3 separate regions of the Mus musculus genome follow, and all the other regions are linked to region 3. The links are chromatin loops, found by intact Hi-C in ENCODE. Cell type or tissue: heart. All regions are shown on one strand.

Region 1 (8,000 bases), 74 kb after region 3:
CCATGCACTAAGAGCCAGGGCCTTTTGACATTTGAGTGTCACCTCCCACCCATGCAGTCTACCTTGGGACTCACTTTTTGTGTGTTTGTGGGGCAGTCTATAGTTTCATCCCTTCAGGGATGTGGCTTTCTGGTTTTCAAAGCCCTAGTGAGATACTTGTTCATCAAACATCATTGCCTGAGTTTTAAACATATATCTGTTGTAAGAGACCTTTGTGAACGTTTTGAACATATTTGGTAAATTGGGTTTTGAGTCGTGTCCTTTCTTCATGTCCCTGTTTATAGAGCGATCCCAAGCACCTTGGGGCTGTTGAATCTGGCTTGGAGTTTATCTATTTACCCGTTCCAGCCTCTACTCTGTCCTGTTGTTGTTTATGATCATCCTTTTCTATGTATGTCTTGACTTCTCCAACTAAATTATAAACTCCAGAAGGCACAGTTAAGTCCTTTATTTGTGAGTGTGTATCCTTAGGACATCTTCATGAAGTGTAATCTGAACAAGTATTTGCTGAGGGCTTTGGAGTAGCAGAGGCAGGTTGTCCAGTATCAGTGACAGGTATTTGTACTTTGGATGTAGATTTTAAACAGATTCAAAGACCAGCCATATGGGAGGGAATGCCCAGGGCTGCATGCAGGGAATAAGAATCCCACCGAGGGGTGAAGGCCCATGGCCCTGCCGGCTGGGCCTGTGTGCCTGAGTCTCAGACAGGGCACCCGCTTTAGCTCACGGTCATTCCTGATGGTCTCTCTTTCTCTCGGAACACGCATCTTCTCTTGTCTGTGATTCTTGTCATGTGCTAAGTGGATAATAATTTTTATCAGTTCTGGTTTTCAGTAATGCAAAACCCACTCAATAAGCTAGCAGAATGTGGGTTTCTAAAAATGGAAACCTCTGTGGTATATAGGCGGCTGGTAGGAAGCTAGAGGATCCCCTTGGCAGCCCGAAAGTCCTGTGAACGAAATTCAGTATTTTGATGGTGGCTAGTTACCCTTTACGACACTTAGCTGTGCTCCCGAGAATGAATGTTCTAGTTAAATGTTTAAGCACCTACGTTACAAATTAAAACTAATATATACAATTGGTTTGCTAATTAGGAGGACACAGGAGACTTGGTTGAGAGCTCTGACTTGGACACTCGGTCGTTTAAAAGTAAGGGCTGGTACGTGAAACTCTCACGTGTTCTGTTTGTGGTTTCTAGCCTGAGATGAGGCTCCGCAGTTCTCCTTACTGGAAGACCCACCGGCTTACCTGGCGTTCTTGTAAACACGGTGCAATGGGAAGAAGCAGTTTTATGTGATGCTGGCTACAGTATGCACGAGGGATAATTTGCTCTCTATTATTAGCCTTCTAATTACTCAGTTGGATGAAAGCAGGAGAGACCTCATTCTCAAATAGCCCAGGATGGCAGGAAGCAGCAGTTCATTTTAGGTGGTCCAGGCTGAAGAGGCGTCATTTACTCCAACAAGTTCTGTGCAAACTTTCAACTTCCATCTGTTTTTAAGGCCCTAGCTCCCTGCATGTAATTGTTCTAACAACAACAAAAAAATGCAATTGCATAGATCCCTAGAAAGGTTTGATCCGATTGTCCTCCCTCATGTCCACATGTCTGTCACTGGGGAAAATGAGGCCTGATTAACCCTGGTTATGAAAGAAATCAAGCTGGATTAATGTGACTAAACATTTCTAGGGAATTTGAGTTCGACTACTCTTTCTTTTCGCAGCCCTCCAAAGAAGGAGCACACAGCTCTCTTTCCCTGATGAAGTATACTTGGCTACAAGTGAATATGCAACTTGGCACACTTAAAAACTACATGTACTTCTTTCCTGTTTCCAATTGTCTTAAGCGGGTTGCGTTCCAAAGTGCCCAGTTAATTCCGTGATGACAAACTGTTCTCCTGTCCATCAGGAAAGCATTTGCCCTTGAGACTCTGCTGTCGTGTCGGTGTTCTGATGAGAGTGTAGGAAATTTTATTTCTCAGTAAAGAAACTTCTCCATAGCTGCTGGGAGATAAAGCCAGGGGCACGGGGCTTTGGGGCGCATCGGAGGATTGCTGGGGAGTTGGGGAGGTCTGTTAGAGCTGGTAGGAGTCCTGCCATGCTCTAGGTGGGTGCTGGGCACTTCAGTGCACCCCCTTATTCACACCTTGTCATCTTGGGGGGTAATCCCCGTAGTTTTGTGTCTGTGAGAATTGGAAATCTAAACGCTGGTTTGCGCAGAAGCCTGGAGTGGCGGATGGGGTGGTGAAGTGTGGGCTGCCTTCCTACCCTCCTCTGTGCTGCCTGCCCTCACGAGGCTGCTGAGTGTGCACTCAGTGCACACTACTTAGCCCTCCAGCTGCTCTTCCAGAACAGGTTTGTGCAGTTTGTTTTAGATTTATTTTACGTGTAGGGATTTCTGCCTGCATGTATGTTTGTGTACCGCATGCGTACCTAGTACCCTCAGAGGTCAGAAGAGAGTGGCCCATCCCTTGGGACTGGAGTTGCAGGTGGCTTGGAGCTGCTGTGTGGGGACTGAGAATGGAACCTGGGTCCCCTGCAGGAGCAACAAGCGCTTTTAACCCCTGAGCCAGCTCGCCAGCCCCCACACATTATACTTGAAAATCATGTTTTGTTGTGACATTTCCATACATACAGTTATTTATATTTTGGTTGTATCCACCCTCCCAACGGTCATCTCTTGTCCTCCTTTCTCCCTGGGTCTCTTACCCTTCCCTAGCAGTCCCTCACTACTTCCCGAAAATAACCAGAGTAGGAGAAGGAGTTAAAGGAGGACAGCACAAGAGCAACAAACTGGGCACTTAACCACACTACTGCCTATGGCCTGACTTCTAAACCCAGGGCACAGAGGTAGTTAAATGCAAGTAGCGACTTCCACACTGAACGTAAAGGCTTGGCCTGGAAAGATGGCTTGGCGGTTAAGAGCAATAGTGGTTCTTGTAGAGCATCTACATGCTGGCTCAAAGCTATGTGTAACTACAGACCCAGGGCATCTGACACCTTCCCTGGCTTGGTGGGCATTAGGTATATACAGGCAAAACACCCATGCACATGAAAAAAAAAAAAAAGAAGAAAGAAGGAAGGAAGGAGAAACATAAAGATCATGGAGGTGGGGGATGGCATTTTCCTATTGTCCTGACTATAGAGTTACTGTCAGCAACATGAATAAAGCTGCCTAGAGTACATTGTCATTGGAAAGACTAAATCGACGAGACACAGAGAGAGATATACACACTGCGTAACAAGTTCCACTTTACACACTCTGCCCTTCGTTCGTGTCTACAGATTTCATAGCCAACTATGAAATTTCAACCAACTGTGGATTGAAAACATTTAGTGAAAATATACATAGCATGTGCAGATCTTTATCCTGCTCTTATTTCCCAAGTGTCTTACTTAGAGTTTCTAGTGCTGCAGTGAAACACTGTGACCAAAATGCATGTTGGGGAGCAAAGAGTTTATTTGGCTCACATTTTACTATTGCTGCTCATCACGGAAGCAAGCCAGGACAGGATTTTAAGCAGGGCAGGGATCTGGAGGCAGGAGGTGATGTAGAGGCTATGGAGGAGGGCTGCTTGCTGGCTTGCTCCTCATGGCTTGCTCAGCCTTTCTTATAGAACCCAGGACCACCAGCCAAGGGATGGTCCCATCAGTCACTAATTAAGAAAATGTCCAACAGCACCATTTTAGGCATTTTCTTAATTGAGGCTCCCTCCCATCCAGTGACCCTAGCTTGGTGAAGCTGGCTTAAAACTAGCCAGGAGGGCTGGTGAGATGGCTCAGTGGGTAAGAGCACCCAACTGCTCTTCTGAAGGTCCAAAGTTCAAATCCCAGCAACCACATGGTGGCTCACAACCATCCGTAATGAGATCTGACTCCCTCTTCTGGAGGGTCTGAAAACAACTACAGTGTACTTACATATAATAAAAATAAATAAATGTTTGAAAAAAAAAAAACTAGCCAGGACACTAAGAAATATAATAAGACAACTCTTTGTGTTTTACTGGGTACTATAAACAATGTATCAGCAATTTAAGATGTATACAAGGGTGTCTAGGTTACATATAAGTAACAGCACCATATTAAAGAAGGGGCTTGGAGCGGCTGCTGATTTTGATATCACAGGGAGTTTGGAACTGATCCCTCGCAAGGAAAATGAGAGTTGCTGGAATTGAAAATTATGGTGAGAAAAGTGTCAGGTGACATGAAAGGAATGTACTTCAGTAGGAAAATAATGAGGCAGAAACTAAATGCATCTTTGAAATTACTCTCATAGCTCCATGTTTATATTGTTCTAGTAGTGAAGTGGGTCATTTAAGAAGGTGGTCTATACCAAAACCAGTTTCCATGAAACCAGACGCCTCCAGCCATGGCAGAAATGGACCCCTGACTCCATTCTCTTGCTAGAATGTATTGTGTCACGTAAAACAGTCCATGCACAATGAGTTAGTCGCTGCATTTTGTGGCAGCGACTGAAGCACCTATCAGGAAGAGAGTCATGAAGCAGCTGTTTAACCCATACAACAGTCTAGCATATTTTGGTGGGTGTGGAAAGTTTGCCAAGACAGACCACACAAGGTAGTCACAGAGCAGAAGGCATCGTTTGATCACATGTGTAGCTATAAGAATGTCTGCAGTTCTGGGAGTATACATGAAAAAAAAACCAACCAAACAAACCCAAAAACAAAAAACAAAGAACCAAACCAAAACCACCACCAACAAACCCTGGCACTGCCCCGCACTCCAGCCCCCAGTTTAAAGCCTAGCATCTTTACTATGGCTGTCCGTCCTTACAGGTTCTTTTCCTTCCATGTCTGTATGTGAGTCATCCAGTTTTAAGGATGAAGTCCATGAGACCATGTTGGTCAAGGCCTGTACTACTGTAATACTTGCGGTACATTTCAGTGTATGTTATTATAGTAGAATACTTAAGTGTAGAGCCCGCCTCGGTTCTCTGTGCAGACTTGTCAGTGAGAGCTACAGGAGTCACAGTGTATTGCCTCCTGCCCCCGTGTGTGTGTTTCTTTGTATGTTTTGCTATGGGATCTCACTGTGTAGCCCAGGCTGACTGAATTCCTCATCTCTCTTCGCCCCCAGAATGCTGGAGTTATAGCAGTGTGCACCACAGCCCTCTGTTTTCTTCATTTTTATTTGATTTGTTAATTGTATTATTTTTTTAAATTATTATTGAAAAAAAGGAAGAAAACCAAAGCCAAGTGGAATCACCTCACTTCACAGAGAGACAGATACATTCCTGGTTGTTCTTTTGACCCTGTAATCTAACATAGTTATCGCTATTAATCTGTGGACCGGTAAGTATAAATAATGACTTTCCCTCCCCCCCCCCCCCCCCACAGGAAGACTATGATCGTCTGAGGCCTTTATCTTACCCCATGACTGACGTCTTCCTCATATGCTTCTCCGTGGTAAATCCAGCCTCGTTTCAAAATGTAAAGGAAGAGTGGGTACCAGAGCTAAAGGAATATGCGCCAAACGTCCCCTTCTTGTTAATAGGAACTCAGGTGTGTCTGCTTTGATTTTACTCATTTAAGAAGGTCTATAGTTAGCTAGGAGGGATTGCTCTCAAGCAAGACCCTGTGACTAGCAAGTGATGTGTTAAGTAAGTTTCAAATGGGCAATTCCTCTCCTACTTCTACATTAAAATAATTCCCCCAAATTGTATTTGTATCTTTAAAATCTTATTTTGTGTATTTTTTTAATATGTGAAGACTAAATGGGACTATATGCATTGGTTTCTTTTAAAATACATATTATAGGACATTATTGATCTTTCTTAATTAGATTGATCTCCGAGATGACCCCAAAACTTTAGCAAGACTGAATGACATGAAAGAAAAACCTGTCTGTGTGGAACAAGGACAGAAACTAGCAAAAGAGGTAATGAATCCCTGCTGGGCTTAACGCAGATGTGAAGATGAGGGCTAGGCTAGAGCACTGCTGTGCCTCAGGTCCCAGCCCTATTGAGTGTTTCTCTCTCAGACCCCCATCAGCTCTGCACTGACACGAGGAAGGTCTGCTTCCCTGGCTGTAGACAAGAAAGAATGGGACCCTTTAAGTAACAGGAGCCAGAGACTTTTCAGTAAAAAATGGCAGAGCTGAGCTTCCAGCTTGAATGTTTGTCCACCTGTGCTAAGCTGACAACTATGACTTTAAAGGCACCTGTAGGAGGTAGCCGAGGCAGAGGCGGAGACTTCACATCCTTCTTAATTATTTAAACATTTGTACTGTGCCAAATTAGGCTCTGCTTTCAGCTTACACGCCTGCAGGTGCAGTTGAAGTGACATTAGGTAACAATGTAAATCTATGGTTACAGAGAAAATTATGGGTAGTTTTCTACAAAATATTTAGATACATATAATGCCTTTTAATTAAATTTACATTATTCCTTACCCCAAAGGTAGATTCTTTTCCACTTCATATGACTGACTATAAGATTACTGAATTCCTCTAATTCTTTTTTTATTTTTCCTGTTTTGGCTTTAGTAGGATTTTTGTGTAAGTGCAATCTAATAAGGTCTTTTAAACTGTGTTATGAGGAGATAGGAAGAAGCGAGAGAACTTTCTGGAGGACAGCATTTCCCCAAGGAAAGAGAAATGATTTCACCAACTCCAGGAATTCCTCGCGTTGATTTTATAATCTTGGAGAAAGGAGTAATTTCTAAATGCATAAAAGCAAAAGTTATAAATGCAGGTTATCTCAGTACATAAATACGTGCTATTACACTGGATATTAGTAATCAGATTGCTGTGTAGGGCATTAACCATAAAATGATTTAATCAGAAGATGGCATAGACCCTAGTGGAAAAGTGCTAAGAACATTCATCCGAAGTCACCAAGTCTGAGGAAACTCCAAGGAGAAAGAATAGAAACTGTGTGTTCTAGCTAGGCATAGGGGCATAGGCCTTTAATTTCAGCACTCAGGGGGCAGAGGAAGGTGGAGCTCTGTGAGTTCAAGGCTAGCTGGTCTATAGAGTAAGTTTGAGGACAGCCAGGGCTACATAGGGAAACTGTCTCAAAAAGCAAGCCAGCAAACAAAAGAAATTGTGTTTTCTTACTCGGCAGGTCTAACAACCCAGTAGAACACGTTAAGACCCTACCGTGCTCTTAGGAGACCGTAAAGGAGTGAGCACAGAGTTTAGAGTGCCAGAAGGGAATGTGTAGACTGAAGAAGCCAGGGAGATAAATTAAGGGATGGAGCAGCCCAGCAACCCTGACAGTCAACCAGTCAAGGAAACGACTAAGGTCTACACAGGGAAAGCAGTGTTCTTGCCTACCCTTGGCTTTTTAACTGCATCTTAGATATGGCAAGCATCTCCCGCATCAGTCTCGGGTTTGAACTCCTCAGGACCCCTCACTGTTCGGCCTTCACCCTCCTCCTGTTTCCCGCTGCTCTTTGTCCCAGCAATCACCAGTGTCTACTCTGTATACCTTTTCTGGCCACACAGTAGGACACCTTGACATGTCCCCAGGACCTTAACATATATCGATTATCTAATATTTGATGAATGAGTTTTCCATAAAGAAATCCAGAAGGCCATACACTAGTATTTTAACAACCGTCTCCCTCTGGGAATTGTGAAGATGCATAATAAGGTTCTTTCTATATAGCTATATTTTTAACGTGTTGTTACTGAGTTGTATAAAACCTTGATGTAACTGTGGCTTTTTCCCTCCTTCCCAGATAGGTGCATGCTGCTATGTGGAGTGTTCAGCTTTAACCCAGAAGGGTTTGAAGACTGTGTTTGATGAGGCTATCATAGCCATTTTAACTCCAAAGAAACACACAGTAAAAAAAAGAATAGGATCAAGATGTATAAACTGTTGTTTGATTACGTGAGAAACATCTTTAGTGGCCAAGGAAACTGTCCATTTCTCCCAGAAAGCATTTGAAATGCTACAGCGCTATCCTGACCTCTTACAGTGAAGCAGTTTAACTTGAGGAGGGAGGGAACCTGTCCTCAGCATTCTACAGAGTTCATTG
Region 2 (8,000 bases), 90 kb after region 3:
TGATCCCCAGAACTCACAGAAAGCTGCACACAGTTGCCCAGCCTAGGCCATGGGAGCGCAGACAGGAGATCCCTGGAAGCTAGAAGAGCAGGCTCGCCTGGTGTATGCAGTGGTACTGAGGCCTGTCAGCGGACTTCTACATGTGCAGTACCAGGCATGCTTACACACACTTTCAAAGATAAAGTCAGTTCTGCCAGGCATGATGGCCCATGCCTGCAATCCCAGGACATGGGATTTGCTGAAAACAGGATCAAGTGTTTGAGACCAGCCTTGGCTACCTACAGAATTCTAGGCAAGCCTGGGCTACAAAGTGAGCTTTCGTCAAAGACACACCTTCTCCCAATGCCATAAGTCAAGGGAAAGCTACAGTGTTTTAAAAATCAGATGTTAATTTAAATCTAGTTCACTCTTTATTGTAAGTAAATACTGGAGGAGAAAAATTAGTAGTAAAAGCCTAAATAATCTAAAAATGGAAAACTGAACTGTAATTAATGTCTTCTAAGCAAACTTAAAACACATGCTTTAGTCAGCACATCTGCTTTCCACAATTCAGTTTCTACTTTTGTAATCTTGTAAGAACGTTCTAAACGTGTAAGATCAAACTTTTATGCAATAAAATAGGCAATGTATATACAAACTGACATTTTATCAACTCACTAAAGCTCATTCTCTATTTAGATTTAATTATACTAACTGAAAGCCATGAGTCTAGTAGTCCGAAACAATTCCTGTGCCCTTTTCAATAACTTAAGTGCTGGCACTCTTCAGTCGAATGAAGCGAGATGCCAGCTAGATCACCAAGTGGGGGTCGGACTTGCTTCATGCACTAAAGCCTCCACAAGGACAAGAGAACCACCACAGTCCCCCCACCTTCCCAGACCTGCACATGACAGTCAGAAAGGGCAGACTGCAGACTGACTGAGAGCAAAAGGAAAGCGCAGCCCTGTGGGAGAGACAGCGTCTAAGTGAGGCACAGAAATGCACCTAAAACCAGGCACTCTGCTCACCTGAAAACTCAGGTCCTGTCAGTGAGCATCAAAGATTCAGTCCCACCCATCTGTTACCTAGGAATTTACGATTTCAGCAAACGTGGATATATGATTAAGTAGGATGCTTAAAATTGATGCTACTACCAGTGAGAACTGAAAACAACCTAAATGCCCATTCATTAAAAATGGTTTAAGAAAATTAATGTTCCAGTTATGTAATTCTTCACTAATACACAATAACACCATAATATAAAGTTCAGAGGAAAACGCATTAAAAACACGCACATGATGAACAGCACGGATGGAGAATGGGCTGCAAAAATTACCATCAGAACAGAAATGATGGTGTTCACCCAGTAGGTGAAAAAAAAAAGCTAATTGTAACTTTCTATAATTATTAACAAACACAGCTTAAATGTAAAAGGCAAATATATCTTCTCTTTGAGACAAGAAAAACATTCTCTTCATATTGGGAAAAAAGCACATTCATTTTTAATAGCACTGTTCTTTTTAGGAGAAAGTGTCAGGGAAAACTCACGCTGCTGTAGACTCAAGTGTGCTTATCAGTGCGTTACAGTAAAGCACTGGCAGTAAGGGAGATGATCACAGTGAGGTTTATTACATTATAAATAACTATAGAGTAAAGAAGCACAGTCTAAAACAGTTAGAAATGAATGAAACAGGATTTTGGGGACAAAAAAAAAGGAAAGGTTATGGTATTACAGTGATGTGCTTATGTTGACAAAGTATGGAGTGCCCTGGCTAGTCTTAATTGTCAACCTGACACAGCATAGAGTCATCTGAGAAGAAAAGCAAAACTAAACGGAGGGATTTCTCAGTTTAGACTGGCCTATGGACATGTCAGTGGGGGCTACCTTGATTGTTAATCAATGCAGGAGGGCCCATCCACTGTGGGTAGCACCATCCCATAAGCTAGCTAAGCTTAAGCCTAGAAACAAGCAAGACATCAAAGAGTATTCCATCAAGGTCCTGCCTCAAGTTCCTCCCTGACCTTCCTCCCTGATGGACCACAGCCTGGAGTGTGAGCCACATAAAGCTGCTTATCCTCCCCTACGCTGCTTTTGGTCAGTGGCTTATCACAACAACAGAAAATACTAGAGCATGCTAACATATATCTATAATTTCCAAAACTAGGGAACAAAAAGTATGAGGATCAGGAGTTCAAGGCCTTCCTCAAATACAAAATGAATTCAAGGCTAGCCTGGGCTACCTAAGATACTGTCTCAAAACAACCATATTTTAAAAACTGAGATAACGATGCTGGGTGGTGACACATGAGCTTTGTACCAATGGCAAAGGAGGAGTAAGGGGCCTAAGTTTCAGGCCGGTCTGGATGACAGAACAAGCTCAAGGTTGTGAGCTAAGCCATGAGCTCTTGCGTCAAAGCACCAAAGGTGGGGGTATGGCTCAGTGTACTGTCAGTGTACTGTCAGGCTTCCTCTCAAATCACTTGCCTTTATTTTTAAAATTATGCTGGGAGCTGACAGGACAGCCCAGTGGGTAAAGGCACCTGCTGCTAAACCCAATAACCTGCTTGCTGGTTATAAAACACACTTGGTGGAAGGCAAGAACCTATTCTGATGTCCACTCTCGCACTCTAGCATGCATGCACCCACAGACATGCACACATAAAATAAATAAAGACGTGGCAAAGCTTTTTTAAAAAATTACTTCGCAATATGCTTTTTAATATATTTCAAGGTAAGTATTCAATGTGGCCATCAACCTAGATAAGAATATACAATCTAAGATTAGAAGTGTAATAACTTAAGAAAAGAAGAAGGAGAAGGAGGAGGAGGAGGAGGAGAAGCATTTCTGCATGTATTGGAAAATAAGCTAAGTTTAAGAACAGGGGCCAGGGTGTGACTGCTCTGCAAGATCCTGAGTTTGGATCACCAGCAGCCATGTGAAAAGCCACGGTGATACACATTTGTGATCTCAGTGCGAGAAGGTGAAGACAGGAGGATCCCAGAGATATGACGGTTAAACAGCCTAGCTACGTAATCTCCAGCAGAGTGAGAGATTGTCTCAAAATGAAAATGTGAGCCACAGAAGACACTGGATGCCAACCTCTAACCTTCACACGATAAATGCATAAGCACACACATAAGTACACACATGCATACGAGAGACACACACACACACACACACGCACGCACACAGAGTTTTAAAAAGAAGCATTCACGTTTGCATACAGAAGAAGCAGCTGGATAGTAGATGGCAGCCAACATGGGCGCCTATGGCACTGGGTCAGGTCCCGTGAGCTGTCACCTAGACTGCTCTGCCTTCCCTCATCTTGTCAGCAATGAATACCTTGCATCACATCCAGCTTTCTTCACCGGCTTTCCTACTGCTGGGCCAACACGCATTTTGTTAAAGTCTTTGAAACCAACCTGCCACGGTCTTTCCCAATCCAGTGGAATAGGAAATGCTCCAAGCCACGCTCCTGTGAAACTAGAAATTGTAGTGATCTGAAGACTATTCTCCCAAATAGATGTAACTCTGCAAGACACAACACATACGTCATTGGCAGATTATGTCGTTAAGAGCTAGAAACCACACAAGCACTTGAACAAATTGATGCTACACATATAATTTTCATTCATTTAACATAATCAGCTCAAAATGACAGAACCAGGTTGGTGAGATGGCTCAGCGGGTAAGAGCACTGACTGCTCTTCTTAAGGTCCTGTGTTCAGCATGAGCAACCACATGGTGGCTCACAACCACCCATAATGAGACCTGATGCCCTCTTCTGGTGCATCTGAAGACAGCTACAGTCTACTTATACATAATAATAAATAAATCTTTTTAAAAAAATGACAGAACCTTGAAGATGCAAATGTCATTCCTCTGGGAAGGTACTGCATGTGCACTGTGAAAGGCAAACAATACAAAACAGCACGGTAACAACAAACATATCCTCTTATCACAGCTCCTGAGTCCTTTCCCCACAGCTAACTGCCATTTCAAGTTATACGCCTTTCCAGAATGCACATAATTTTATCTTATGCATAACTGCATATATGAAATGTGTGTACGTATGTATTTTCCCTATTAAATGCATCATGTTTAGAATACTATAATCATTATAAAAAGAAAGTATTCACCTATTGGCAATAAGTCTCCATTTCTCTTTCCCATCGCCCTAAGCAACCGAGTTATTTTATGTCTCTGGATTTGCCTGCTCTGAGTATTTCATGTAAGTGGGCACCTGTGACACGAATGCTCTTACTGATTTCTTTCCCTTAGAATACTCTTTCCAAGATTCCTCTATGGTGTGGCATGTGTGTGCTGACACTCCAGTCGTACCAGTGGGTCACACATCCTTGTATAGATACTGCCGATTTTACTCCTCCAGCCAACAGTGGATGTGCATCTGAGCTGTACTGCCCTTTGGGGTTAGATATAATGCTGCTAGGAAAATTTATGTACAAATCACTGTAGGGACATGTGTTCTCATCTCTCTTGGCATTATACCTAGAAAGAAATAGCCAGGTCACCTGCTGTTTAATCATTTGAGGAATAGTTTCCTAAAGTAGCCAAAACATTTGATTTTCTCAAGTCATGTGTGAAGCGTCCATTTTTCCTACATCTTCCTAATTATCTGTGGATTATAGTCATTCTAGCCAGTGTGAAATGGTATCTCAATGCAGTAGACTTAAGACTGCATTAAAGTCATGCTACAGAAACCACTGAAGGATTTTAATTAAGCTAACAATGTGATCAGAGCCATTGGTGGCAAGAAACAATTCCCTTCACAGTCCTTTCATTATTCTAGCACATTCGTAACCGACCTCTGCTTATTAAAGTAAAAAGTACAAATATTCACGAGGTTGACTTCAATTTTGATTGTTTGGCATATCCATGAGTGTTTGTGGTCCTACATACAATAAACGTTAGAAAGAAAGAAAGAAAGAAAGACAGAAAGAAAGAAAGAAAGATCTATAAAACTATAAAAATTCTGTAGCCTGTATTTTTAAGAAAACATATTTATTAAAAATAACTTACATAGCTTTAAAATCAGAATGAAGTCTCCTCCTCTAATTTCTATACCCTATAGAAAAAAATGTTTCATGTATTATATTTCAAGATTTCATTTCTCTCTGCACTTATAACTGTTGGATAAGACCGTGCCTTTGGGAAGTTTGTGGGAAAGGGAGCCCCTGAGAAGACAGACAGCTCCAACATAGGGCAGCTGAAACAGTGAGGCTGTTAGGGGAATTACATCTTCTCCACTCCGCTTCTTCCACGCTTCCCCTCGTGTTACTCTTACAGTGTCCTCACCTCTGTATCCCTCATTCATTCTACTATCTTCTTGGCATAATGAGCCACTTAGAAGATAAATAACTTTCAGTCAGAACTCTCTTTAAACTTCCCTTGCACCACAGGAGCACATTAACGACTGTCCTCTGTCTCTTCTCTGTATCTCATGTTCTCTAAGGACTTTATCCTCCTCTGTCTCTTCTCTGTATCTCATGTTCTCTAAGGACTTTATCCTCCTCTGTCTCTTCTCTGGATCTCATGTTCTCTAAGGACTTTATCCTCCCTGACTCCTTTTGTATCCCTTATTCATTCTGATTAGATCAAACCTTTCCTTCATGCTAAAATTTGATTTTCTAACTTGCTTTATACTTCTTGATATTTCTTTTGTTGTTTTGTTTTGTTTTTGAGGCAGGGTCTTTCTGCCTAGCCCTGTCTGTTCTAGAACTCACTATGTAGACAAGGCTGGCCTTGAACTCAAGAGATCTGCCTGCTTCTGCCTCCTAAGTACTGGGATTAAATGTGTGCACTACTCAGCTGCTTCTGGATATTTCTAATGTATGTTTTATACATGTGGTTTAGGTTCTGAATTTATGGCATTGATTCTGCAATCTGGTCTTCATTTTGGCTGATGTTTTCATCTTTGCTCTTTTTATTAAATTAATCTGCATAATAGCATGTTTTCTGGTAGACCGTGTGAGATTTGCCTGGTTTGAGCAGGGCCGTTTTCTCCCACATCACATTACTCATCTTCCTGTGCCTCTTGCTCTGCTGCAGCCCCACCTTCCCTTCCTGGCTGCTGTACCACTTCTGTTTCTCTCGCTCACTCTTCCCATGGGCAAGCTGTCTTGGCTACTGTTTGCTCAGATACGACAAGTAAACTCGCTTTGGTGCCGCTTCCCATCTTAACTGGCTCTATTTTTTCCTATTATGAATCTGTATTTTCAACCTTGGATGTTATTTTATGCCTTTTTTAAAAAAATTCTAAGTCAGAGGGAAAGAATGGAGAAGAACAAGGTAGATGCTCTCTCTGTGACTCAATAGTAATACTCAGCTAAATGTAGTAAATGGTGGATCCAGGATTCAAACTTTAAAAAAAATCCTGGCCGGGGTTTATGCATCCTTCAGAAACCAGATGAAGCTATTATGGTACCGTCTGCGCCCTTGGCAGAGGCCCAGTAGGAAGCAGCCCTGTAGATTCATAAAAAGCAAGGAGACCTGACAATGAGTCGGAGAACGGCTGTTGTGTTGGTGAGAAAAATCTATGGAGCGGTATTAGAATCTTAGTATTAGATCTCAGTTGGACAGTGTCAACCAGCTGCCTTTGATCCCGGGTTCTATTTCAAGAATTTAGTTTACAGCAACTCTTGCTTAAATTTTGCTGAAACGAAGATGTACCTCACATTACTTTCAATTGTTAAAAACAAACAAACAAACAAACAAAAAGCCCCTTGCTCAAGTTTGCTAAAACAAATATCACCTTACTTACAACTGTGAAAATGTGATAACAGCATGCAATAGTAAATTAACCACAGAATGTTAATGATATGATGATTAGACTAATTTGACCACAGTGACCTAGTCTCCTTCTCAGTAATCAGGGTAGGAAGGCACAAGGGAAGGAAGCTCTCGTTTTCTGCCACCTCCAACAAGGACAGCACCAGAAGAGTCCCTAAGAGGCACAGCCTCACCTGTCTGTACCCAGAAGCACCCGCTGTCTATACGACAGCATAACCAGAAGCACTTGCTGTCTATACTACAGCATAACCAGAAGCACCCGCTGTCTATACTACAGCATAACCAGAAGCACCCGCTGTCTATACTACAGCATAACCAGAAGCACCCGCTGTCTATACGACAGCATAACCAGAAGCACCCGCTGTCTATACAACAGCATAACCAGAAGCACCCGCTGTCTATACTACAGCATAACCAGAAGCACTTGCTGTCTATACTACAGCATAACCAGAAGCACCCGCTGTCTATACTACAGCATAACCAGAAGCACCCGCTGTCTATACGACAGCATAACCAGAAGCACCCGCTGTCTATACGACAGCATAACCAGAAGCACCCGCTGTCTATACGACAGCATAACCAGAAGCACCCGCTGTCTATACTACAGCATAACCAGAAGCACCCGCTGTCTATACGACAGCATAACCAGAAGCACCCGCTGTCTATACGACAGCATAACCAGAAGCACCCGCTGTCTATACGACAGCATAACCAGAAGCACCCGCTGTCTATACGACAGCATAACCAGAAGCACCCGCTGTCTATACGACAGCATAACCAGAAGCACCCGCTGTCTATACGACAGCATAACCAGAAGCACCCGCTGTCTATACGACAGCATAACCAGAAGCACCCGCTGTCTATACTACAGCATAACCAGAAGCACCCGCTGTCTATACTACAGCATAACCAGAAGCACCCGCTGTCTATACTACAGCATAACCAGAAGCACCCGCTGTCTATACGACAGCATAACCAGAAGCACCCGCTGTCTATACGACAGCATAACCAGAAGCACCCGCTGTCTATACGACAGCATAACCAGAAGCACCCGCTGTCTATACGACAGCATAACCAGAAGCACCCGCTGTCTATACGACAGCATAACCAGAAGCACCCGCTGTCTATACGACAGCATAACCAGAAGCACCCGCTGTCTATACGACAGCATAACCAGAAGCACCCGCTGTCTATACTACAGCATAACCA
Region 3 (8,000 bases):
CACGGGCGGTGACAGATGCATCCAGAGAGAAGAAATGACGCTCTCAGCGTCATTAATGAATTAGTGGTTAACTAATGCAACTCCACGGATGGCCACCTTCTTGAGCAAGAACAGACATGCAGGGATGGAAATGGATGGTTATCCAGCGGGCATTCCCCACCACCCCCCGCCACCTCCCCGAGAGTCATAGCCTGGGTGCAGAAACAGGGGGTCCCTGTGGCAATCTGGGTAGCCGACTATCCAAACCAACCAACTCCTGGCTCAGTAAGGGACCTTGCCTCCATAGATCAGGTGCAGAGTGATGTAGAAAGACACCCACACACATGCATGTAAACACACACATCATACTTTACACGTACACATACACAGAAAGGAAGTTGTTTACAGATTTTAACTTATGCACCATGTGTCTGCAGGTTTGTTGGTGTCCACGCAGGCCAGAAGAGGGCAGCAGATCCTCTGGAACTGGAGTTTCAGGAAGGTATGGGCTGCCCGGCAAGAGTGCTGGGAACTAAGTTCAGGTCCTCTGCATAAGCAGCAAACTGTGAGAGCAGTCTTAACAGGGCAACCTCTCCAGCTCCAAAAGGGTAGATTTGAATTCTATTTCACGCCATAGCAAAGTCCCAGCACCATCATCTTCATCATCATCATCACCACCACCACCATCATCACCATCACCACCACCACCATTATTACACTAATTGTGGTGGCAATCATTCCTTAGTCCTGTATGGAATACATCATTTCCTTTGTTAGTACTGCACTGTAGTGAGTTGTCTTTCTCACTTTTCCCATCCATAAGTGAAGGCACGAAACATCAGATTCATAGAACAATTCTCTTGGTCACACAGCTGATAATAACAACCGAGTCCGGACTCAAATGTAGCATGCTCTCCTTCCACACTGTGACCCTGACTCCATCTATTGAAAGGGTTTTGTTAAGTGTGTTTTTATAAACCCAAAGAAGACAAAGTCTACTTCCGGTCTCCCGGCATCCTCTCCTCCACTACACACTCTTCCTGGGATTTGCAGGTCAGGTCATACTCCTTCCCCAGGGAGAGGATTTCTTGGATCGGGTGGCTCAACCAGCTGATGCTGACAGTCGGTGTTCGGAAGGCTAGGCATTAGGATGAAAGCAGCAGCAGTCTTTTACAACGCGGAGACAGAGGCTCTGATCCAGCCTGTAGTCATTCGCTGTGCGCTCAACATGACTTGGGCCAACCCTAGGGTGCTTCGTCGGCTGAATGGCCGTAATTTATAGGTCTATTTCTGAAGGTGTTTTTAGAAGACATTAACCTTGCAGGAAACGGAGTAAGAAAAGCAGACTCCCACCCAGTGTGAGTGGGCCTCGTCCACCGAGATCTTCAGTAAACCAAGATAGAACGGAGAATGAGACTGTGGGCTTTTTCACCTCTATAACCTCTCGAGCTGATTCCCACGTTTCTTTCCTGTCACCTGTCACTCTGTTTCCCCAGGGGAACCAGCCCAAGGTTTGTCGCGCTGTGTCGGCACCGTCTTCCCTCTGGCTCATTGCTGCCCTCTGCTAAAGACACTCGTCACATTGGATTCAGACTGTTGTCGTGACATCATTTCAAGGCGGTCATTTCCATCAAGATCCCACCTTCAAATACAGCTACATTCTGAGGCATTGGGGTAAGACTTTAAGGTCGGGAGAGGAAACAAACTCACCCCAACATAAACTCACTCTATTTAAAGGAGAGCCCAGGAGAATGGGTTTCCACAGTTGGATTCCGGCACCATTAGGAGGCGCTCTGGTATTCACGAAGCCCTGTGGGTAAGAGCCCAGCCTTCACTGGGGGTAATTTTTTTATTACATATATTTATTTGGAGGTGTGTGCTGTACACACACACACCACAGCGTGCGTGTGGGCAATCAGTTCTCTTTTTCTACCGTGTAAGCCTCGGGGATTAAATTCGGGTTCTCAGACTTGCCGCAGGTGTCCACACCGCTGAACTATGTTGCTGCCCCTCCACCTTCTGTCCTCACCAAGACTCCTCAAAGGTGTCACAGCCTCTCCCAAAAGTGCCCTGGCAACTGGAATGTGGCCATTATGAGGATAGGGATTGTGATGGTGGTCAGAACCTGGTGAAGCCAAATGGTATTGTCTTAAAAGATGTCCTGTGGCCCTGGTCCGCAGCACGGTGGTTATCTGGATGGCGATGGAGGACAGGGAGGTGATGGAAGCCCGAGGGGCAGGAGAAAGCTGCCCCACACTCTCCAAGGTGGCCCCTGTTGACAGCATGCCTGAAGGCAAGCCAAAGGCCTCTTTGGTAAGAGGACCCCTCTCTTGATTTGCCCCATCCATCCCACTGGGGGTCAGGGGTAAGGGGCTCTAAGCCTTAGAGTCTGCTCACATGTGCTAGAAGATTCAGTTGACAAGAAGAACAGTGTCCCCTATATCCCTATAACTGGTTCCCAGCTGACACCGGGAACCAGAAAAACTTTACAGGATTGTAAGGTTGAGTGAAACTTTGTCTCTGTCTCTCATTTGAGGCCCTTACTTCCCTCTGTGGACAGGACACACACACACACACACACACACACACACACACACACACACACACACACACAAACAAACATATACATATATATGTGTTGCTTGGTTCTTTCAACACCTGGGCTTCTTCCTCACTCTGGAGCTCCTGAAAGATCTGTTGTCTGACAGTTAGGTGAAGGGTGGGGGATGGGAAAATGACCTCCAGGGTGATAAAGAGTAGACCTGAGCAGACACCTTCCTGATCCACCAATGCCTCACAACTTTTGGGCACTCGCCCTTCATGGGAGTTCACCTTCCCCTGTTATATACACTTCTAGCAAACACCCCGTCTAGGTAGTCTTTGCAACACACCCCAGGCTCCTGAAGCTCGGAGCAGAGGGTGTGGTTGTAGGGAGCCCCACACTGACTCCCCCATTATCACCCCACTTCTTCTCCATCCCAGGATGCAGAAGTCCCCAAACTAGAACTGCCTACCCTGGAAGAGAACGGGATCTGTGAGGACAGAGATTGTCCGGGGCCCCCTAGGTCATTGCCTCCAAAGTCCGGCCCAAACGCCAAGGGTCAGGCTGGCGATGGACCTGGACTGGAGTCCGTAGAGCTGCCCCTGCCCCTGGAGACAGAACACCGCAACGCGATGGAGCTGGAGAAGGTGCGCATGGAGTTTGAACTGACGCTCCTCAAGTACCTGCACCAGGAGAACGAGCGGCAGAGGCAGCATGAGGAAGTGATGGAGCAGCTGCAACAGCAGCAGCAGCAGCAGCAGGCTTTGCCTCACCAGGTAGCAGAGTGGGCTCTGGGCTGTGGCTGTACTGGCTTGGCTATGCATCTTGTCTGCTGGTCCCAGGTCTGGCTGAGAGGTGGTGAGCATCATGTAGCTGCCTCTACCCACTGGTGCCTGGATCGGTTTGCAGGATGGCCTGAGACCACTGCCCCTGTGATTAGCTTCCCTGCTATGTTAGATTCAAGCCTCTAAAGAGAGTTGAGAGTAGAAGATATCCTGAAACCACATCCTCTACCCAGAATCCCTTTTGATGGTCTCTTCGTGTCCAATACTCATACTATGACAGGCTTTCCGCCACTGTTTTTAAAAAGTTATTTTAAGATTTATTATATATAAATCTGTGTTCTGCCTGCATGTACACTTGCATGCCAGGAGAGGGCACCAGATTGTAGGTGGTTGTGAGCCATCATGTGGTTGCTGGGAACTGAACTGACCTCTGGAAGATCAGCCAACCCTCGTAACCTTGGAGCCATCTCTCCCTCCCCTTTCCAGTACTTTTATTTCTAAGATGTGCCAGTCGTTCCTGTCGCCTGACTATTGAATGATAACAGAAACCTATCCTTTTTTTATCCGTTTTCTCTGTTGGACACATGACCTTACTTATTAGAACCAACCAAAGCAACATTCTCTTTACAAGAAATAGATGCTCAGCCCCTACCATGCTACATGGAGACAAGAGTGCTCATCTGAGGGATGGGGTCTAGCTCAGTCTGCAGAGTACTTGAGTAGTATGCATGAAGCCCTGGGTTTGGTCTCCAGCATCAACTAAACATAAGTAGAGGCAGAATAATCAGTTCAAGGTGACATGGTAAGTTTGAGGCAAGACTGGGCTATGTGAGACCTTGTTTTAAAAGAAAAATTGGATGGAATGCCACCTGGGGTACTTAACACTGTGGCCAGACTATTCTAAACACCCTGTGATGAAAGATGTCACCACTTAAAAGAAGTGCCTCCTGGTCTCTGAAGTCATAGGTTCTGGGTAAAAAAACTCAGGCGCTAAGATTTTGTTTTTAAACCACTTAACCTTGAACACATTGCTACTCCCCCTCGAGCTTTGGTCTGCTCATCACTAAAGTAGAACCTGTCTCATGGGTCACTGTAAAGGATGAGAGAGGGAGTGCGTGGACGCTGCTCTTCAGTGGACCAGCACATGAGATAAGCGCTCAGTAATCGCTAGCTATTACCATTTTTATGAACTCACGCAGTTCACTGCTTGACCCGAGTGCAACGACTTCCATTCATCACTTCTCGGTCTCCTTGGGATATGATGCATCAGCCCCACTTCCCAGCTCTGAGTCAGCCTGGATTCTGAGAAGGTTGTCATGATCTCAGCTACGGCTGTAACTGTTGAGAAGGGTGTGACCTAAAGTTAAATCCCATTGCAGATCTCACTGCAGGTTATCAGCGGCTCCACCCATCAGTGCCGCACCGATACATTCTCTCCTGCTCACAGTTCTGCAGCATGCCCAAGAAACCTGTCCTGAGCCCTGTGTCGGGAGGCTTCCAAGAATAAGGAACTGCACTACCTGAATCATTTGTCTTATTGATTGGTCAATTCTTCAAAGAGAAGATAGGTTGGTCTGACAGGACTTGTCCTCCGTGAACACATGATGGCTTACTAATTATTCTTTCATAAGAAAAAAATTTTTTGTAAAAAAAAGCACAGATACCTGCTTACTATACATAAAAAAAAATCACTGAGCCAAGCCAAGCTTACTGAATTAGAACATCTGAAATATATTCTCCTTCTTCTAATATCTAGAAAACATTTGCCTTTCTCTAGAATACTCATACATTCCTGATACTTTCCAATTCTCCAAGTTCTTAGATTTTTGTCAGTGTCCAAGAAAAAAATTGAGCCATAAACTATTTAAATCAGGCATGGTATTTTTATTAGTTTGCCTGGTTGCTGCGACAGAGTCCCTGAAGAACGCAGCTTAAGGAAGAGTCAGTTTTGGCTCACAGTTCCAGGGGACAGTCGTCACAGCGGCAGGAGCAGCAGGCAGCTGCTGGTCACACTGCTTTAGTCACAGGCGCTCAGATAACTCAGTCCAGAACCCCAACCCACCTGATGATGCTGTCCACAGTTGGGGGGAGGGGGTCTGTCCATCTCAGTTAACCTAACCTAATCTAGATAACCTCATAGGCACACTAGAGGATTGTCACCTAAGTGACTCTAGGTCCTGTCAGATTAGCAGGGAAAATAAGTGGTCCCAGTATTGTAAGGACCACATCTCCCAATATTTCTCCTTGCTGGATGAAAGGAAAATCCTTAGCATTGACTCTTCTGCCTTTTTAAAAGATAGACCATGAGAAGTGTTTTGAAAAAGTCTACAAATATGTATTTGTGTGTGCACGCTCATATAACACACACGCACACACCACACACACACACGCACACACCATACACACACCACACACACACCACCATGATGGCTTCCCTTCCTCATTCAGGCTAACAACATATAGGCTGGAGAGTGTGGTGGAAGTCAACATGGAGCCCTGACCACAGAGCGCCCCGTGTAGAGGACACTGGACACTCCGGCCTTCCATTGGGTGTCCTCCGTGGCAGCCACATAGCTGAAATCACTCTCCCCTCCTTAGCTTTGTTTCTTGATATAGTTGCCTTCTCATTTTTTCTGCATCTGTTTTCAGCAATAATGTATTCAAAGTCTGTACCCTTGGGAATGGTTTACCAAAGTGTTTTATTTGTGATTCATTTACTAAAAGGGGGTGAAACTGGGGCCTTGGCTTGGTTGTGGAACCTTCCATAATCTCTTTTTCTTAGTGATTGGAGGGAAAGAGAAGAGAAAGTGAGATGAATGAGTGGATGAATAATTTAACTATAATGAATTTATCTGGACTAGTATTTGTCACTAGTTTGGGGCATCTCAGTCCTTGCCACTTAGCATTAAAAATATGACATCCTAAAAACTACTGTAGAGCAGAAACCATGCCAAGTTCTTTAGTTCAGATTAAAATGTTTATATCAGTTTTTGCCTCATACACGGATAACAGTTAAAATAGGGTCGGTCTGAGCCCAGTTATTGACTTCAGAAAAGAACAACTCACAATCAGATCTGTCTAAAACCCCAACACCCCGTGGAGTCAAGAGGGCCCATCACTCTAACCATCTGCCCCAGGAAAGAGCCTCTACCCAAGGGTGGAGGGCTACGGACTAACCATGTGACATACGTGAGGACTTGTGCTAAGGCATGCCCCTTCAGAGTGCCACTGTCCAGAAAGCTAGCCTATGAGGAAACAATATCCAAAAAATATTTCTAAGATCCAGAGCCCAGATCTGGGAAAAACCTGCAAGTCCTTGAGAGCTTTCTCACATGGGTAACCCCAGGGCAAAATGGAGCCGAGAAAGGGCCTCGGTGGCCTAGTGCCTGGGCTCACAAGGGAGAACACAAGCCCAAGAGAGAAAATGCACCAGTGATCTCACTAGAAATATCTTCCTTTATTTTCTCCTTCCTCGTGCTCTTGGGAAGGAGGTCTCACTACACAGGGACTTCCATGAGGTCACCCCAGAGTTCAGGACAGGACTGAGTCCAGCTGTGGTATTGCTAGCTCTGCTCTCTTCTTTCCCACAGTTCTCAGGAAGCCTCCAGGACCTCTTGCTCCCCCAGAACCAATTCGCCATGTTCTTCTACTGCTTCATCTTCATCCACATCATCTACGTTGCCAAGGAGACGGTCTTCTTTCTCTTCTCCAAGCACTACCTGTTCTGTCTGGCAGCCATCTTGCTGTGCTTGATTAAAACCTTGTGGTCCTACTTCCAAGTGTCGCTGCTTCGTCCATCGCCTACAGTGCCATCTGTGTGTTCACAAACCCCTCCCCTCCCATCGAAACCCGGCTCGATGGCACAGCTGCCAGCTGTGGACACCTGAGCATGGAGATGCACAGCCAGGACCCCTGTCTCCTCCCCATGGGAGAACTTCAGAAGTTAGCAGGTTTGAGGGAGGGTAGATAATCAAGGAGGGCCCAGAAAACCTTTCCAGAGTCAGAGTCACATCCGTGACCAAGGTTGGATCCCAACACATCCCATGTTCACACCGGTTTTTCTTCTCCTCTAAATTGCGAGGTTGACATGAGCCCCTCCCCCAACAAAAATGTCCTTGTCCCAACCCCCAGAATCCTGAAGTTGTTGCTTCACGTGACAAAAGAAACTGTTGTTAAAGCTGCTATTTAAGAGCCTGCATCCTGGAAGCATTAACAGACTGAGTTCTGCCACATGCCCTCCTCCAGCCACTTAGGCAATAGTGAAAAACAGAGAGGGGGGCTGTGTTCAGTGTGGCTACACCAGAAAGAGGGGCAACTCTGGGGTCCTAACACAAAGGGTAGATTTCCATAGAGAGCCAAGGCTGTACACAACAAAGCAGCCCTGCCTGCCCATCATCCCTGGCTTAGCTAGTCTCTCCTACAAGGTCTGAAAATTGTATGAATTCTCTCTCCAGGAGACAAGTTCTCCTGAGCTGGGCCTAGGTTTCAGCTTTCGTCTCCTGATAGGAGACTCCTAGGGAAATCTCAGTTTCTTGTGGTCTGTTGTTTCAGGAGTCTGACAGCCAAAGGGGTGGAGCACAGATGTCTCTGGGTTTAGAATATATTCATTCCTGCCACTACAGTTACAGTGCTGAGCCATGCTCAAAGAACCTTGCTGTGGAAAGGGAGGCTGGGTTATCTAGGTAGTCCCAATG

Evidence for each region. Peaks named below come from ENCODE experiments on the same cell type or tissue, not always from the same donor. Only the 100,000 strongest peaks of a DNase experiment are listed, where the experiment ranks them.
Region 1: a loop joins it to region 3, with 2.8 times the contacts of the local background. A loop is called at or near these places in 9 of 42 quality-filtered maps.
Region 2: it touches region 3 in a loop (2.7-fold over the local background); 7 of 42 quality-filtered maps call a loop at or near these places.

Annotation. Positions count from the first base shown.
Region 1 is chr17:86,989,205-86,997,204 of GRCm38, forward strand. Rhoq (ras homolog family member Q) reads left to right here. Exons shown (of 5, transcript NM_145491.2): 3 at 5,355-5,519; 4 at 5,800-5,895; 5 at 7,701-8,000. The coding sequence ends at 7,856. Among named protein-coding and RNA genes, the nearest start is that of Rhoq, 30 kb to the left of the region's middle. In heart, a CTCF peak has its summit at 3,880 (motif pointing left); no DNase peak of the experiment used is centred here.
Region 2 is chr17:87,005,400-87,013,399 of GRCm38, forward strand. Pigf (phosphatidylinositol glycan anchor biosynthesis, class F) reads right to left here. Exons shown (of 6, transcript NM_008838.1): 5 at 3,404-3,512. Among named protein-coding and RNA genes, the nearest start is that of Pigf, 16 kb to the right of the region's middle. In heart, a CTCF peak has its summit at 3,760 (motif pointing left); no DNase peak of the experiment used is centred here.
Region 3 is chr17:86,915,290-86,923,289 of GRCm38, forward strand. Tmem247 (transmembrane protein 247) reads left to right here and starts at 2,059. Exons shown (of 3, transcript NM_030104.1): 1 at 2,059-2,292; 2 at 2,962-3,297; 3 at 6,897-7,078. The coding sequence starts at 2,176. The coding sequence ends at 7,078. In heart, a CTCF peak has its summit at 3,662 (motif pointing right); no DNase peak of the experiment used is centred here.